Regions from separate parts of the Homo sapiens genome. Here region 1 is linked to region 2. The links are chromatin contacts, found by Hi-C or POLR2A ChIA-PET in ENCODE. All regions are on one chromosome and are shown on one strand. Each heading gives the region's core, a stretch centred on a gene start or an enhancer-like site at or near the end of the contact. The rest is flanking DNA. Distances are from core to core; before and after follow the strand shown. Region 1 overlaps SGMS2 (sphingomyelin synthase 2). Region 2 overlaps SGMS2 (sphingomyelin synthase 2).

The links. A loop is a pair of places that touch in the nucleus more often than their neighbours do. ChIA-PET counts read pairs that join two places held with the same protein, here RNA polymerase II (POLR2A). Pooled maps may share reads with other maps.
Region 1: a loop to region 2 is called in a map of PC-3, with 4 times the contacts of the local background. The contact joins two enhancer-like sites. A Hi-C loop is called at or near these places in 12 of 168 maps with a recorded cell type or tissue (Calu3, MCF 10A, PC-3 and 8 more) and 9 of 50 pooled maps. POLR2A ChIA-PET finds 5 or more read pairs at or near these places in 3 of 52 experiments (H1, MCF 10A and OCI-LY7).

The regions. Positions count from the first base shown.
Region 1 is chr4:107,894,598-107,898,161 of GRCh38, forward strand. SGMS2 (sphingomyelin synthase 2) reads left to right here. Exons shown (of 7, transcript NM_001375905.1): 3 at 713-1,411. The coding sequence starts at 957. The region is part of intron 1 of CYP2U1-AS1 (CYP2U1 and SGMS2 antisense RNA 1); the gene reads right to left. Among named protein-coding and RNA genes, the nearest start is that of CYP2U1, 35 kb to the right of the region's middle. Within about 2 kb of position 1,679, at least 8 of the 41 ENCODE cell types and tissues checked have a DNase peak (open chromatin) inside an H3K27ac peak, as active enhancers do; they include endothelial cell of umbilical vein, where a contact is called at or near this core.
Region 2 is chr4:107,852,298-107,855,961 of GRCh38, forward strand. The region is part of intron 1 of SGMS2 (sphingomyelin synthase 2); the gene reads left to right. Among named protein-coding and RNA genes, the nearest start is that of SGMS2, 29 kb to the left of the region's middle. Within about 2 kb of position 1,932, at least 3 of the 41 ENCODE cell types and tissues checked have a DNase peak (open chromatin) inside an H3K27ac peak, as active enhancers do; they include endothelial cell of umbilical vein, where a contact is called at or near this core.

The sequences.
Region 1 (3,564 bases), core at 429-2,928, 42 kb after region 2:
TATCCTTCAAATAAATTCTACTTGTTACCTGCGTGAGAGACATAGCTAAGGCTTGGTGTATCTTTTCAGAGTTATTTTGAAGGCTGCCAGCTTTTCTTGTATATGGTGTGCGTCTCTGAATATAAAAGGATAAACTGAGGCTGTGCCATTTTAAAAATCTTGAATGTGTTGTTCTTGAATCTGTTCTTAAAAGCGGTCACTTAAAAAGACTTCTGTTTTTTAATTAGAAAATAGAAAATTGACTATTTTGACAAATGAAGAGTAACAATTATTCAATGCATATAAGCCTCTTACCAGTTTTTTATTCTTTCTTTATGGCTCATAGAAAATACAGTCTTAGGAAGGATTGATGTGATCTCTGGGTAATTTCTAGCTTATTATGACTTCATGGTTAGCAACAAGTGATAGTGTCTGATGAAGTGTTTGCAATGTTAGGTCCTGATTTTTCTTTAAGGAAATTTAAAGGGAACTGATTGTTAAAATGTTCCTATTTCTACCAATACTAGCTCAAAAAGAGACAAGAATTCCAAGATAAAACTGTTCAGTATTTTGTAAATAAACTTGATCTCAGCAGCTTTAACTAGGTTCTGACGTTACATTTATAAAGCAAATGGCTTTGGTATTTGTTTCCTTAGTTTAAGAATGTTTCTGTTTTGGATGGTTGACAGTTGGACAAGCATAGTTTCTGAACATAATTTTGTTTTGCTTTTAGGTGGGATAGTAACATCTTTTTGAGGGAAGAATTGGCTTCCTTTCTTGAAAGTGGTGAAGGTACAGCATATAGCTGCATGGAAGAAACAGTAATCGGATGGCTACCTTCTACATTTTGTATTAGGAAACAAAGTCCATTGTAAGAGTCCATGTTGATCTTGGAAATAGAAGGATTGAAAAAAGCTAAATTTCCACAAAGAACAAGAACTTGACCATCTCCTTTTTGATCTGAAGACTAGGGGACAATGGATATCATAGAGACAGCAAAACTTGAAGAACATTTGGAAAATCAACCCAGTGATCCTACGAACACTTATGCAAGACCCGCTGAACCTGTTGAAGAAGAAAACAAAAATGGCAATGGTAAACCCAAGAGCTTATCCAGTGGGCTGCGAAAAGGCACCAAAAAGTACCCGGACTATATCCAAATTGCTATGCCCACTGAATCAAGGAACAAATTTCCACTAGAGTGGTGGAAAACGGGCATTGCCTTCATATATGCAGTTTTCAACCTCGTCTTGACAACCGTCATGATCACAGTTGTACATGAGAGGGTCCCTCCCAAGGAGCTTAGCCCTCCACTCCCAGACAAGTTTTTTGATTACATTGATAGGGTGAAATGGGCATTTTCTGTATCAGAAATAAATGGGATTATATTAGTTGGATTATGGATCACCCAGTGGCTGTTTCTGAGATACAAGTAAGTAAATCTAATGTTTTGAGGATTTGTCATGGGTTTGTTTTTGAGTGAATAGATGGGTTATTGAGATTATTTTTCCTTTTTTTCCCCCAATAAATTCAGTCTTACCCAAACATTTGATGAAAGAAAACAGTAGAAAGCTCTACCACATTGAATAAATTCAGTCACTATTCAGTAAGTGTTTGATGAGCAACTGTGTATGAAAGTGGCAGTGTACAGCAGTACTGTGGTGGATGACTCAGAGTTGATGAATTTAAGGTGCAGTTCCTGACTTCCAGCAACTTGGTGCTATGGTATTTGTATGATAAATCAAGAGGCTTGGAAAGGAATAACATTCACTCCCATCATGTTTGTTATTTCAGGCTCTTGACAAGTGGGAAAAGGAATAGGTTGAGAAACTTTTTTCTCCATTACTCATAATGTGATGTCTGTATTGGTCTAGAGTCAATAGCCTGCTTTAAGGTTTGCCTAGATTCAATTCTCAAATTTTACATTTCTGTGGGGCTGGGTGTGTGGATGTGGTTTCGGTTTTTTGTTTGCTTGCTATCTAGTTACAAGTGTTTAAGAGACTGAGTTTAGAACCAGATCCATGCGGTTTTGATTTTTAGATTTCTAAAGTAAACTTGCCCTCTGATTTTCCTTGGACACCACAAAGGAGCTCATGGTTCACTGGGTTCAGCCTCCTCATTTTTGGAATAGTAGGAAATCAAGAAGAAATAAGTCAGGTACTTTTGCTTTGAAGACACTTAAGAATTGGACATAGCCCTGAAGTGGTTATTTCTGCTTCTCTATGTGAATTCTGACTCCTAGTCCATAAAAACGAAGGCTCCTTAATTCCTCCTTTCCTCTCATTCATCATTTAGACATTTGTTTTCCACTGGGATGGTAGTGATTAAATCACTAAAATATGATTTTGATCAAAACACTGACCATAATACAGAGTTTAAAAATGTAATGTATGCTAACTTGGATACAATCTGAACATTCCAAGTCAAATAGGATTTCAGTATTAATGCCACAAGATCATTCTTAGAGAATTTTGGCTGTATTGTTTTTTAGTTGGTAACACTTTTCATTACTTGATCAATTATAGAACTCTCAATGTGGTATATCCACTCAGACCCTAACACTGTTACTGTTTTGTGATTAGAGGAATTCAGTCTATCTTTGTTAAAGAGTTCCCCAAATGCAACTTTGCAGTCTTAAAACCTTATTCCACAAACTGCAGTCATTCCTAAGCATTTTCCTTAATATAACTCTTCATGTGTTTCCTTAATATGCTTAAGTAATAGACTTAGCTATGAGTTGTCTTTTACTTAAAAAAGTAACCTGCTCCTGAAATTGTTAAAGGATGCTTTATGCTAAAAGCAAAAAATGTATTTATGAACTTCAGTGTTTTTCTCTTTAGTGTCTGGAAATTAACACAATGTAAGAGCCTGCTAAGGCGGCAGATAATTTGCTTTCTCCTTTATTTAGAGCAAGGTTTTATTGATATATGTGTGAAAAGAGAAATTGTCCAGAATCTGGTAAGTATGTGGACTCCACCCTGAAGTACAGTCTTTCCCTCAATTTAGCTGTATTTTCATCTAGATCCTTTTTGAATTTTCATTAGATAGTTATTATTAACTGCCTCTACCTACCACCTTAGATTTTCAACATGTCCAAACACACGGTCACATAGCCAGACCATAAATTTTAATGATATCCACTGTTTCAGTCGCAATTCACACAAGTTTGCCTTTTTACATTTGAAGTAGAATTGGATCTTACATTTTAGTAACTAGTAGAATAATTTTTATAACCTGTTTTGAACATCCCAGCTGAATGAGGAATGTTGCTTGCTCTCTCTTTTAAAAGCACCTTTCAAAGCTATGGGAAAAAGTCATTAGCACTAGTTCTTTTTCTAAATAAGGCTGTAGAGTACATCTTTCACCTTCTAAGTTGGTTTTCTGTTCTGAGTACAGCTGAACTCAGAATGCTGGAATGAATGTAATTGACTCATAATAATTTCTGCTTATTACTTCCCCTTGTCTAACAGCATGGAGCACAATTCAAAACAGCACTCTGTTGGAACCTGAGGTTGGATCAAAGGCTAAATTGGTTTTCCCTTAACCAAGGGAAGAAACTCAGCACTGTTTATTACCTGCTCCTTT
Region 2 (3,664 bases), core at 682-3,181:
GGATTTCCTGACCCCGTGATCCGCCTGCCTCAGCCTCCCAAGTCATAATAATTTTTTAAAAAAGAATGTGACTATGGTAGCTATTTGGAAATGTGTTTTGGGAGTTTTTGTGTCATCTTTTCTCTTTAACTTTCTAATTATAATAGCAACTCATGTTTATTTTAGGAAATGTTATGCCTGGATAAGCAAAAGAAAAATTTAAGTCATCTATAAATCTATTATATGTTAGCATTTTGCATTATCTTTCTAGTCACATTTATATTTACACATGCAACTTGTAGAAACAGGAGAAATAGGATCATACACATATCATTGTTTTATACCCATGAATATATAATGCACCTCTTATCATTCCCCACTAACTGTGATAGGAGCATTTCATTATTCCATTGTACCTACCCACCATGTTGTTTTTAACATGTCTCTTATTATTGGACACTTGTTTCTCATTTTTTTTTTTTACTGTTACTGGCAATGTCTTGGTTAATAGGCTCAGAACTAATCTTTGTTGATGTTCTTAGGAGGTTTATAGAATATATGAAATATATTTTACAATAGCCCTGGAAAGCAGTGTAATAATTTTATGTTGGTATTTTAAAGAGTCAATTTAATATGTAGAAAAATGGTATCTCACTTCTTTGAGTTTCTTTTCTCACTGGTAAGGTTAAACACTTTCTCACTTTAAATGTTAAAGTATAAGAGTTTATTTTCTTTTATTGTGAAGGTTTGAAGGCATTTGTTTAAAATTATTTAATTTTTACTGTTATGATATTATATGACCTTCTTGTCATCGCTCATGACTTTAACCTTAGGAGGTTAATCATTTGGATATAACAACTTTGTGTCATGAAAGAAAGAACAAGATTGCCAATTGTCTGGGCCATGGAAGACCTAACAGAAACTGTAGAAAGCAGAGCTTATGAGACAGAACTTTTTAATAGGTGTGTCAGGCTTTCTGGGCTTAAAAAAAAAGTCCTGTTTCTTGGATATTTTAATTCAGTCTGCATTGGGCAGAGAGAAGTACAGAGTTGCCTTTCAATATATTTTAAATTTAACAGTCTATAATTAGAAAACACTATTTGAGCTCTTATAATAAACTTTCACTCTGAAAGTACCCATCTAAATTAGTGGGTCATTCCTCCCCACTCCTTTTCTCCCTCCCCCTCAGTCACATCTGCCATAGCCATATCCATGGACTCTGCTTCTGTAAGTTCAAACTTGTGGGTCACTGTTTCATAATATTAAATGATATTAGTGGGGCTTACTCCCTCCCCTTATAAGATTACTTCAGTGACTTCCTTATCTTGAGAGGAACTGACATGTGATTCTTTAGGAACACAGCTTATCTTATAAAATGGGAGTTAGTCAGTGAACAAATATTTATAACCCTCAATTCTGTGCCAGAAAGACAGCAGAGAATCTGACACATGTGATCCCTTCCCTCACAGAGCTTGCAGTCTCACTGGAAAGAGACAAGTAAATCTCTACAAATAACTGACCAAAGTTACAGTTAGCAAACTGTTAAGTCAGAGAAAAAGTAGAAAGTAACGTGGAGCAAGGGAAAGGAAACCAAATGCGGTCTGGAATGGTCAAAAAAAGCTTCTCCAAGAATGCACAGGAGTTAGTTATAAATGCCATCTCTTGCTCTCCTTCCTTGCAGAATGCTACATTTAGTGTACGTGAACCGCAAGGGAATTAATCTATTTTCTATTCTCTTTAGCAATACTCCATAGGTATGCAAATGAAAATACATTGCTATAGTTGATTAATAAGATTATTACCATTTTATCTGAAGAAAACATTGTTAAATAATTAGCCTTAAGAACAACATGCTTTGCCAGATGGAATGAAAACGGCTGATAAATCACTGGGACATCAGCTTAGTCACAGGACTGTGTAATAGCTGTGGAAATTCAACTTTATCGTGTCTTCCATGTACAATATGGGACTATCTGAAGGAAGACGGGTCGTTTTCTAGCTAAGGTTTGCACCGTATAACTAGTCTTTTAAAGAAAAGTTATCTACTGTCCAATTTACAATAAAACATGGCTTAAGCATAATAGCTTTTGTAATTCATAAAAGTTCTGTGTTTAACTGTTAGGTGGAGCCTGAGATGACTATGACTAATAGGAATATTCTTCCAAGTTGTTTAATCCCCTGAGATGATTATGGCTGTTCTTTAGCCAGACAATGGCTCTGAAGTCCATTAAACTTAAAAACAGATGCTTCTAGGGGGAGTTGCTTTTCAATGCATCAGGTTACTTAGTGTTTTTATGTGGCTATATTTTGGCCATCTCCTAATGTTGGAGAATTTGTTTCAGAGATCTGGAACTGTCTCCTCCTCAGCTCTGGTTATCAGAAGCATGGCAGAGGGAAATGGAAGTAAAAGATGGATTGGAGATTTCTGGTGCAGTTGTGAGCCGATCATCAGAGCTGTATATTTGTATCACATTGCCTTGTCTTCCTACTACAGAAATTGTAGAGAGTTATGCCTTGGGATTTATTGAGAAACAGTGAAAAACTATCAAGTGACGTCATATGGCGGTCTTCCCTGGTCTGCAGTATTGCTCATTGCCTCTTGTGTACAGACCATATTAAAGTTAAGTGTCAAATGCTTTCTTTTTCCTCCTGAGGAACAAAATATGGTTCCCACTTGCCTTCCTCCAAACACATATGGAGATATATGCATTTTCTCTCTTTCTCTGAGTTTGGAAAATTTTTTCCCCTCTATCTACAAAGGAGTTGAGAGCCAAATATGCAGTACAGTTTTAGTCATTTTGCAAGACTTAACTAGTATGCTCTATTTTAATCATTTAACAAATACATATAATGCTTACTATATACCAGGTGCTGTTTCTGATGTCTTTATTAGTATTAACTCCTTTGGTTCTTTCTTTTTTCTCCATTTATTTCTGCTTTGATGTTTATTATTTCCTTCTACTAATTTTGGATTTGTTCTTTTCTAGTTCCTTGAGGTACACCATTAGGTTATTTATTTGGAGTCTTTCTATGTTTTCGATGTAGGCATATGGTGCTATAAAATTCCCTCGGTACTGCTTTTGCTGTATCTGATAGGTTCTGGTATGTTGTGTTTCCATTTTCATTTATTTTGAGAAATGTTTAAATTTCCTTCTTAATTTCTTTGTTGATTGTTCAGGAGCATTTTGCTTAATTTCCATACATTTGCACAGTTTCCAAAGCTCTTCTTGTTATTGATTTTTCGTTTTATTCCATTGGATTCAGAAAAGACACTTGGATATAATAGTGACTTTTTTGAATTTGTGGAGACTTGTTTTGTGGTCTAAGATATGATCTATTCTGGAGAATGTTCCATGTGCTGCTGAGAAGAATGTGTATTGTATAGCCGTTGGATGAAATGTTGTGTAAATGTCTGTTAGTAGGTCCATTTGGTCTAGAGTATAGTTTAATTCCAATGTTTTTTACTGATTTTCTGCGTGGATGATCTGTCCATTGCCAAAAGTGGGGTGTTGAAGTCCTCTACTATTATTGTTTTGCAATCTGTCTCTCCCTTTAGATCTATTTTTGTTTTTATATAACCTTTGATTCTTTTAAGGACCTTGTTAAGTTAGTACTATTTATAGATGAGGGAACTAAGGCTCAGGGAAATTAAGTATCATGCCTGGAGCCATAATACTTAATCGTG